2 separate regions of the Mus musculus genome follow, and region 1 is linked to region 2. A link is a loop called in an ENCODE intact Hi-C map of the cell type or tissue named here. Cell type or tissue: heart. All regions are shown on one strand. Each heading gives the region's core, and the rest is flanking DNA. Links, peaks and the distances in the headings are about the cores only.

Evidence for each region. Hi-C counts contacts between places; a loop is a spot of excess contacts. Peaks named below come from ENCODE experiments on the same cell type or tissue, not always from the same donor. Only the 100,000 strongest peaks of a DNase experiment are listed, where the experiment ranks them.
Region 1: it touches region 2 in a loop (1.9-fold over the local background); 1 of 42 quality-filtered maps calls a loop at or near these places.

The regions. Positions count from the first base shown.
Region 1 is chr1:155,414,326-155,418,714 of GRCm38, reverse strand. Xpr1 (xenotropic and polytropic retrovirus receptor 1) reads left to right here and starts at 1,271. Exons shown (of 15, transcript NM_011273.2): 1 at 1,271-1,549. The coding sequence starts at 1,481. In heart, for the core only: a CTCF peak has its summit at 1,712; a DNase peak (open chromatin) is centred at 1,194; H3K4me3 peaks cover 1,555 bases; H3K27ac peaks cover 1,305 bases.
Region 2 is chr1:155,046,635-155,051,023 of GRCm38, reverse strand. The region is part of intron 2 of Gm41980 (a long non-coding RNA gene); the gene reads left to right. It overlaps Gm41979 (a long non-coding RNA gene), which reads left to right and starts at 3,157. Exons shown (of 3, transcript XR_878637.3): 1 at 3,157-3,455. In heart, for the core only: a CTCF peak has its summit at 1,898 (motif pointing left); DNase peaks (open chromatin) are centred at 623 and 1,873; H3K27ac peaks cover 1,693 bases.

The DNA.
Region 1 (4,389 bases), core at 66-4,065, 370 kb before region 2:
CTTGGGTGCCACAAACATCCCCAGAGTTGGAGTTAGAGGTGGTTATGAGCTGCTTGCTGCTTGACATGGATTCTGGGAATGAAACTTAGGTCGCTCTTCGGAGCCATCTCTCCAGCCCCCTGACGATTCTTTCACCAGAGGCTGAGGCTTCTGTTCAAACATTTGCCAGAAAGATGTGCTTTTTCTGAGCAAGCCTCATACCCTCTCTTTCTCTTGAAGAAACATTCATAAAACCTTATTAGAAAGGGGAATTTAGAGGAAGGGAAGGAGGAAAAACATATGGCGTTTTGAAGTATGTGTGTGTGTGTGTGTGTGTGTGTGTGTGTTGGGAAGTCAACAGGGATCTATATTGTCACAGGTACAATACTTCCTTAGCAAACCTTTGAGTCTCATCAAAGTTGTAAGAGTTAAAGAGGATAAAGTTACATGTAAGGAGTTTAGAACAGTGCTTGGTACAGGGACAAGAATAGACACACTTAAAAAGAGAGTCAGCTACTATGTTATCCAGGGCTCCACCATCCAAGGTGAGACCTGGGCTTTTCCCTCAGATAAGTCCTTCAGGGCAGTCACTCTCACATGGAATATGGTACTTTGCTGCCTCTGTGGTATCTTTCCAGAGGTCAGCCTGGATACAGGACTGTCACACAGGGACTGGGTGAGGAGAGGATTCTCTTTCTTCTCAGCATTGTTTTCCCTCTCAAGTTTGCCCCCCACTCCCAGTCAGCTGTATCACAAAGTGTCAATCCTGGTTTGTATCTAGATGTTTTGGCCTTTCTGGTAGCACTAGGACTAATTAGACAATTACATTGAGATACAGAAGCAGCACAAACTTTCTGGCACTGACATTTTAAATTGAAAGCAAGCATTTATTGAGCATCTACAGCATGCAAATACAGTTCCCTTAAATACAATTGGCTCTTAACTGTTTCAACTACTCAATTTGGACCACTGCTGATTTATCTTTAAGGGTTTTATGAAGAATCAATATTAAAATGGAAATAATATTTGCACAGTTCTCTGCAAATATCAGCGTCTTGTGTGGATTATTGTTGCTCCAGTACCAATATTAATTGCAGTAGCAACATTGTTGTTTTTCCCAGGCAGAGTGTAGAAAGCAGCTGTAGGCAGACTGGAGGCAGGCGGAAGAGGTCAGGGGAGGTGCCTTCCCACGTCCGGCCCAAAGGGGCGGAGCAAGAAGGAAAGCCCCTGAGGCCACGCCCCACCCCGCCCCCTCCGTCGGAGCGGCGTAGGCGGTTACCATGGCGATGACGTCTAGAGGGCGGGGCGGGGCGGGGCTATGGAGAGGAGGAGGAAGATGGCGGGAGGGCGGCTCTGAGGAGACCTCGGCGGCGGCGGAGGAGGAGAGAAGCGCAGCTTCGCGCAGCGCCGGGGCCCATGTGGGGAGGAGTCGGAGTCGCTGTTGCCGCCGCCGCCGCCTGTAGCTGCCAGAGCCGGGTGGGAGTGAGGGGGACGCGGCAGGATGAAGTTCGCCGAGCACCTCTCCGCGCACATCACTCCCGAGTGGAGGAAGCAGTACATCCAGTATGAGGTACCTGGGGCTGCTGTGGTTGGGGCGGGCTCGGAGGGGCTGTCATCTCCCTAGCTGCGACCTCCGCCGCTGCCTTGAGCTCCCCGGCCCGGGCGGACTTTGACCCACCGCCGCGGGGAGCCACTGCGGCATCCCCGGCGCTGCTGGCCCCCGGCGGCCAGGCCGTCCTTCCCCTCCCCCGCAGCCCTCTGCCGCCGGGGTAACGGATATGCAGGCGGCGGCGAGAGGAAGGGCACTGCCGGGCTGGGGCTGGGGAATGGTGGTGGGAGGCCAAGCCGCAGGTGCGACGGCGGCCCGGGGTCGCGGCGGTTCGGCGCCACCCCCTCCCCACTCACCCTGACCTCCGGTCCCCACCGCCAGAGATCACCCCCTCTGCCAAGGTTAGGTGCTTCTCGCTGCTCACCTCTCGCCAGAGAATCGAGCTCTTGCAAGATAAACCCCTCCAGCGATTGCCTTCAGTCCACCCAGCCCCGTCGGCTTACCTCCACTTGCTCACTGTTGACAAAGGCTTTGTAACAGGATTGAAACTTGGTGAAATGTGTATCGCCTAATGCAGTGGTTATAGTTTTCAAAAGCATTGAGCCAATAGTTCTGTTTTGATAAGGAGACGGTTGTCTCTGTCTTTGTACTGACTGCACGAACTATACAGAATAATCACATCTTTGGCTTTTCACTCTTCTCTGGTTTTGGAATGGAGGGAAGAGAAAGGAGGGAAGAGAATTATTTAAAATTTCAGGTTTTCTGCTAAGTTTTTGGTAGGGAGAAAAATCACTGTATTGTGAATACAGTACCTTACTTGTGTATTGCACGAGACATGTTCCTCCTTTCAGTTTCTTCCTCTTGCAAGGCTTTTGGAGGGTTTTTAAATACATGTTTTAAGGAACCTTGCATCAATATTGGGAAAAGTAAAGACAGTGCAAACCACTCATATACTTAAAAGGTAGGATACCTGAAAGGCATTTATTTATTTATTTATTTATTTATTTATTTATTTATTTATTTATTTATTTATTTATTTGAAGCTTGCAATAGGTTATTCTCAGAAGCTAGTAGTTCAGCTCCTGGAGAGAGAAAAGACAGCGGGTCTGTAACCTCCAGGAATTCACATCTATGGTATGAGCAGGAACAAAGAGTATAAAATCAATAGGAACATGCACACACATACTAGCTAGGTTTTATGGATTAAAATATTTTGGATTTCCTTTTTAACTTTTATATGAATTTAGTGATAGGATGTTTAGGCAACAGCAGTCAGTCATTTATTCATATAGCCTGTGTAATAATTGAAGACCAGGGAAAGGGATAGTTAGGTTAAATAGAATCTTGAAGATTGTAAAATAAGTTTGTTTGTAATATATTGTATTTAATGGCAGAAACGAATGGCTCATTACTAATACTCTCTTGTCAGTTTCCTTGTAACCTTCCTCTGCCGCATTCTGGAAGAAAAGGTCCTAACAGTTCAGGCTGTGGAGTTGTTGATTTATTGTTTGTAATAACATTCAGTCAGTTTTAAAGCCTTGGCTAGAATCCAGATGGTGGGTTCCACTGAAAGAAGGGCACTGGGTTTTCATCTTCCTCCTACCACTTTGAGCACCGCTGCCAGCTCTTCCCAGAGGTTAGTGCTGTAGCATGCTGGAGAGCTTATTACTGTACAGTATGGGGTGCTTGCTTTTGGTCAGAGGAACCGGACTTGGATATATCCCTGTGATATATATCTAAGTATTTTAACTTTGACTATTTTATAGAATTAATGTGGACTATCTTGGACTAGAAGGGGAAGCCTGATATAGTTTAAAAATTCGATTAACCCTTGATTTGTAATGTCAGCTTTGTGGCTGGAGTATCCACGGTGACTCGAGACTCCTCAATGTACACAGTCTATTTGGTTACTATTATTTCTAAATGGTTACTCTAGATTGGTCACAGTGGGACAGAATTCCTGTGCTTCTGAGTGACTGCATTATCTTTCTCAGACCAATTATAAATGACTTTTTGAAAAATTCATTTATTGTAGATAATTGAAATTTGATTCTACAGAGATTCCCCTACTATGTAGCTCCTACCTCAGTAATTTCATCGTTCCATAGGCAAGATGAAAAATAAGGGGCCTTTTTTCTTTGTAAGTTGGAAGCATTAAAGACATTTGCATGGGATTGCAGTCTTTGTGTTGTGTATTATTTCAAAGACTTGGTGCTATTCCTTTAAAAATAGCATAAAGGTATGAGTAAGAATTTTTAAGATCTGGAAATGTTAGAATGTTAGCTACTTTAAAACATCAGGGAAGAGACCCTGTTTCCTTCCTCCACCCCCCCCAAAAAAAAACAGGGATAAAAGGTATCTATATTTAAAAGTTAGCTTTTGCTAGGGGAAAAGACCTTCACTTAATTTTTTGTAATATGTATTTTTACATAGTTGAAAATGATGCTCTCTAAAACAGTTATCAGAACAGACTTGGATTTTTCAAGCCTTGGTGATGAAATTTTGATGTATTACCCTTAGTTCAAGCCTAGGTTGCCTTCTAGTGCCCTGAGCCAGCATGCACTGGTCAGCTTCTTTGTTTACGTCCGTTTATTAAATATTACTTGAATCAGGAGGAGCTTCAGATAGGAACTGATTATTTTGTTTATATCTATAATTCTATGCACCATTTAATTATATGTAATAGTATGGATGCTTGGCTGCATTGTAAGTGCAGGTTTTTGTGTATGTTAGCTGTGAGGCCCTGAAGAGAATGTTTTTGCTCTTCCTGCTTTCTTCTTTTTTTTTTTTTTTTTTAATAAAAAAATAGCCTTTTAAGGCCTATTTCCTAAGTGTTTGGCTTAACTTTTAATTCTTTTTAT
Region 2 (4,389 bases), core at 177-4,176:
TAACACAAAGGCAAGGCAGATGCTGATGTAGGGTGGACGGGTTCTACCTTGAGTTGTCATAATAGAGAAGCGGCTTGGGGAGGGCACTTAGGACTCAGCTGGAGCAGCAGCGGCCAGGAGGAAGTTCTCACTAAGGCAAGATGGTCTCCTTTTGCTCTGTTCTCGAGCGTCTAGTTCAGCTGTGGAGATATTTTCACTCTTTAGCGAAGACAGTGGTCCATATCTGCCGACCCCTAGGTGACATCCAATTTGGACCAACTTGTGGCTGTGAAGTGGTCACAATTGAAGGTTTCAGTTTGTCTCAGCCTTAGCCTGCTCTTACACGTATTCTCCTAGCCTCGGCTTCATCTGGCTTAGCCCTTTCCCGTTTCTTGCATCCCAGCCTTGTCCCTGTGAGCCAGCTCCTGGTTCACAAGGAGGAAAGAAAGATTTCTGCCTCTCCCCAGGACCCTTGGTTGGTCAGCTGGGGTTGCTGGTGGGGTTGCTGAACAAGGCAGGCAGCCCCACATGGCGTGGTTGTGGGCAAGAAGCTGATCTGCACTGTGTGGGGGTGGGGACTGACGAGAACAGGCCCACAGTCCTGCCCCCCCCCCCTGCCTTCTGGCTGGAGGAAGTGAGTCCAGCCTGGGGCCTCAGCAGCTGAATCAGTGGTTCTTGGAAGGTGATGATGTCACCGTGACATGGCTGTTCCCCTCCCCCAGTCAAAGTCAAAAGGAGAGTGAGCGACACAAGTTTCTCAGGCAGAGGCCTGAAGCTCTTAGGGAAGTCTGTGTTCACAGTCTGTGCTGGTCCCTTGATGCTACCTTGGTAGCCATTGTCATCCTTGGACTTCCGCTCTTCTCACCCTTGTCCTTTTCATCATCCTGTGTGCTGGAATTCTGGGAAAATATTGATGATATTTTCTTTTCTTTTTTGGGGGAGTGGGGGGGAGGGGACGGGCGTGTCTAATGTTTTCCAGATTGGCATGGACTAGCTGAGAAATTGAGGATGACTTTTTATTTTATTTTATTTTTATTTCATGTTTTGCCTGCTTTTATGTTTCTGAGGGTGTTGGGTCCCCTGGAACTGTGAGCTGCCCTGTGGGTGCTGGGAAGTGAACTCAGGTCCTCTGGAAAAGCAGCCAGTGCTCTTAACTACTGAGCCATCTCTCCAGTTCCCTGTGGATGACAGTTTCTAATCCTCCTGCCTCTACTGGAGTGCTAGGGTTTATGGACGTGACCACATGCTGGGGAGAGAACTCTTGGGTGGTACATGCTCAGCAAGCAGTTACCAACAGATCTACACTGGCAGCCCATCTTGATGATTTTAACCGTTTCCTGTCTTTGTTCTCCCATATGAATAGATGCACAAATCATAGAATATCATCTTGTCTGGCCAGGTGTGGTGGACTTTTTGGGATACAGAACTATCATGTCCTCTTAAAGACAGCATGTGAAAATGTATGCCTCATTTCCAGTTTCACATCTTTGCCTTTAAAAAAAAATTAATCACTTCTTACTGTTAGGGGCCGTGTCTCACTGGGCTGAGTGGGGAAATGCTAAGCTGCCATCTTTCCCCTGTCAAGGGCTCCCCCATTACCTCACTACCTCATGGTTGGGAACGTGGTGAGAGACTGGAGATGGATAATTTTCTCTTCTTAGGTGTCAGCTGCTGTAATGAAAGCCAACAGCATTCTACTGTGAGGCTCTGGGGGAACCCAGCTGGGCTGGCTAGGCCAGGGATTCCCTAAAAACAAAACAAAAACAACACCCAGTCTTCCTGGAGACCTTGTGTTAGACTCACTTGGGATAAAACGGGGCCTTTTGTCAGTTGGCTTCTGCTTCTCCAGACCAACCTTGATGGTACAGGGAGCCCTGGCAATGCCTTACACTGCCCGATGCTGCCCCCTGCAGGTGCATTGCCGACAGGGTCCCGCTGTCTCCCTTGGCCAAATGGTGGCTCTTCATCACCTGAAGTTGTCAGAGCAGTTAATAGAGCATGAACAGGAAGAAAATTAGGCTTTTCTGAGTGAACTAGGACACTGAGATAAATAGCGGAGGCATTGAGGATGATGGATGGATGTTCAAGCTTCAAATAATTTGACGTAGCAGGGATAACAGAAGGTGAGGACCAAAGTTTAGATCAAGGATCAGGGCAACTCAAGGCATGGCTGGTTTGAACTCCTGTTCAGTGCACGATGGAGAGGGTCCTAGACAATTGCGCAAGGTCATGAAGCTGGCAGATGATGGACATGGATGTGAACTCTGAGACTCTTCAGTGCTATTGTCACACTTGTGACATTTGGTGTTCGCACAGCTCCTAGCTAAGAGGTTGTCTTACTTTTATTTCTGTTGCGGGGACAAAGTGCTCTGACAGAAAGCAACTTAGGGGTGAAAGGGTTTCTTTCAAGTTCACAATTCTAGGTTCCAGTCCAGCATAGCAGGGAAGTCAAGGCAATAAGGAGCTTAGTAAGATAGCAAGTCACATCATCTCCACACTCAGGCATGCTTGCAACGCTGTTCATTTTCTCTACTTAGATACAGTCCAGGACTCAAACCTACGGAATGGTTCCACCCACAGTGGGCTGGGTCTTCTACATTTTACAACAATCAACACAGTTCCCTGCAGACAGTCCCACAAACTCTCTTACCAGGTTCCTAGATTGTGTTAAGTTGACAATTAAACTGACCAGAGGTCAAGATGCCTTGCAGGGAAGTCCCTTTATGGACTAGGTACTTGGGAATGAAGGTGAACTTTCAATAGGTAAATGAATGAAGAGATTTTTAGCTGTGGCCTCTGTAATGTAGTTTGAGGGATGCTGGGAAAATCTTTCCAACTTTCTCATCGTCTTGGCCTGAAGTGACACTATAGGAGAGACATTCTTTTGAGTAGGGTCGACTAAGTGGAGAGACTGATATTCAATCGTTATGCTTTTGTAATAACCTCTGTCTAAAAGGCCCTTCTAAAGGCCAGCATTTAACTGGCCATGGGAGCCCACCCAGTCTATGGCTGATGTGGTATCTATGTCTCCCCCATACACTTCTTCCTTTAGTCTCATGGGGTCCTCTTCAGCTTGCTCCTGGTTCTGGGTCTTCACTATAATCAAACCTCAGGTCAGTGGCAAAGTCAACATTTTAGCTGCAAAATCAGAAATGAGTATTTTCTCCTAAAATCCTCCTGGACCTTGCTTTAAAAAAAAGTGAAGATTCTTTAGAATTTGTCTCGCTTTATGTCCACCTGTCTGTCCATCCCCAACTCTCCCTAGCCTCTTCCCTGTATCTTCCTCCATCAACCTCTTCCTTCCAACAATTCAACCTTATGTAGGATTTGTTTGCTTTGTTACCCAGCAGGCATTTCCACATCCCCCTGCTTCCTTACTCACAACCCCCTAGGACAGGCCCACTACCTCTTTAGTGGACAATTCATCCTTCTCAACGAAGCCCCCGTTACTCCTACCGGCAACCTCCAAGACACGGGTAAGCGTTATAGCTTGGTGTTCCCTCCCCCGCTACGCTTGGAGGTCTATGTACGAATGAATGGGTAAACAAAATCAGCTGATGAGTGCCTTCTCCAGTGTCAAGGGGGTGTTGCTCTTGAAATACATATGAACCAAACCGGGCCTGTGTTTTCAAGTGTTGCTATGCATCAAATGTGTGATGTGCGCACAGGTGGGATATGCCAGCTCTGCTAAGAGATACATCTTGAACTGATATGAGCAGACGAGTTTCAGAACACTGTCATGGAGACAAATGAGTGCTCAGGCAGCAGGGTACCACTTAGGCTTTGACAGACATTGCAGAGAATGGGCTCACACGCACCTTTCTTGTTAAAAACAAAACAAAACAAAAACCAAAACCAAACCTTCCAACCTAATGGGAAGAGTGCTTCAAGATAGATCAGAACCTTAATCCCCAATGAACAACAACAACAACAACAAACCCTTCATGTTTGAAACAGGATGTAGTGGGCCAAGAACAAATTCTTTTTTTTTTTTTTTTTTTTAATGTGTGAGTATACTGTTGAGCTTTTCAGACACACCAGAAGAGGTCATCAGATCCCATTACAGATGGTTGGGAGCCACCATGTGGTTGCTGGGAATTGAATTCAGGACCTCTGGAAGAGCAGTCAGTGCTCGTAACCACTGAGCCATCTCTCCAGCCCCCAAGAACATAAATTCTTTTTTTTTTTTTTTTGAGTTTTTCTGGACAGGGTTTCTCTGTGTAGCCCTGGCTGTCCTGGAACTCACTCTGTAGACCAGGCTGGCCTCAAACTCAGAAATCCACCTGCCTCTGCCTCCCAAGTTCTGGGATTACAGGTGTACCACTGCCTGGCGAACATAAATTCTTAAAGATAGACCTAAAGGTAAGGGGAGGCTGAGGTTGCCGGCTAGATCCCTGGCAATGTGTTTAA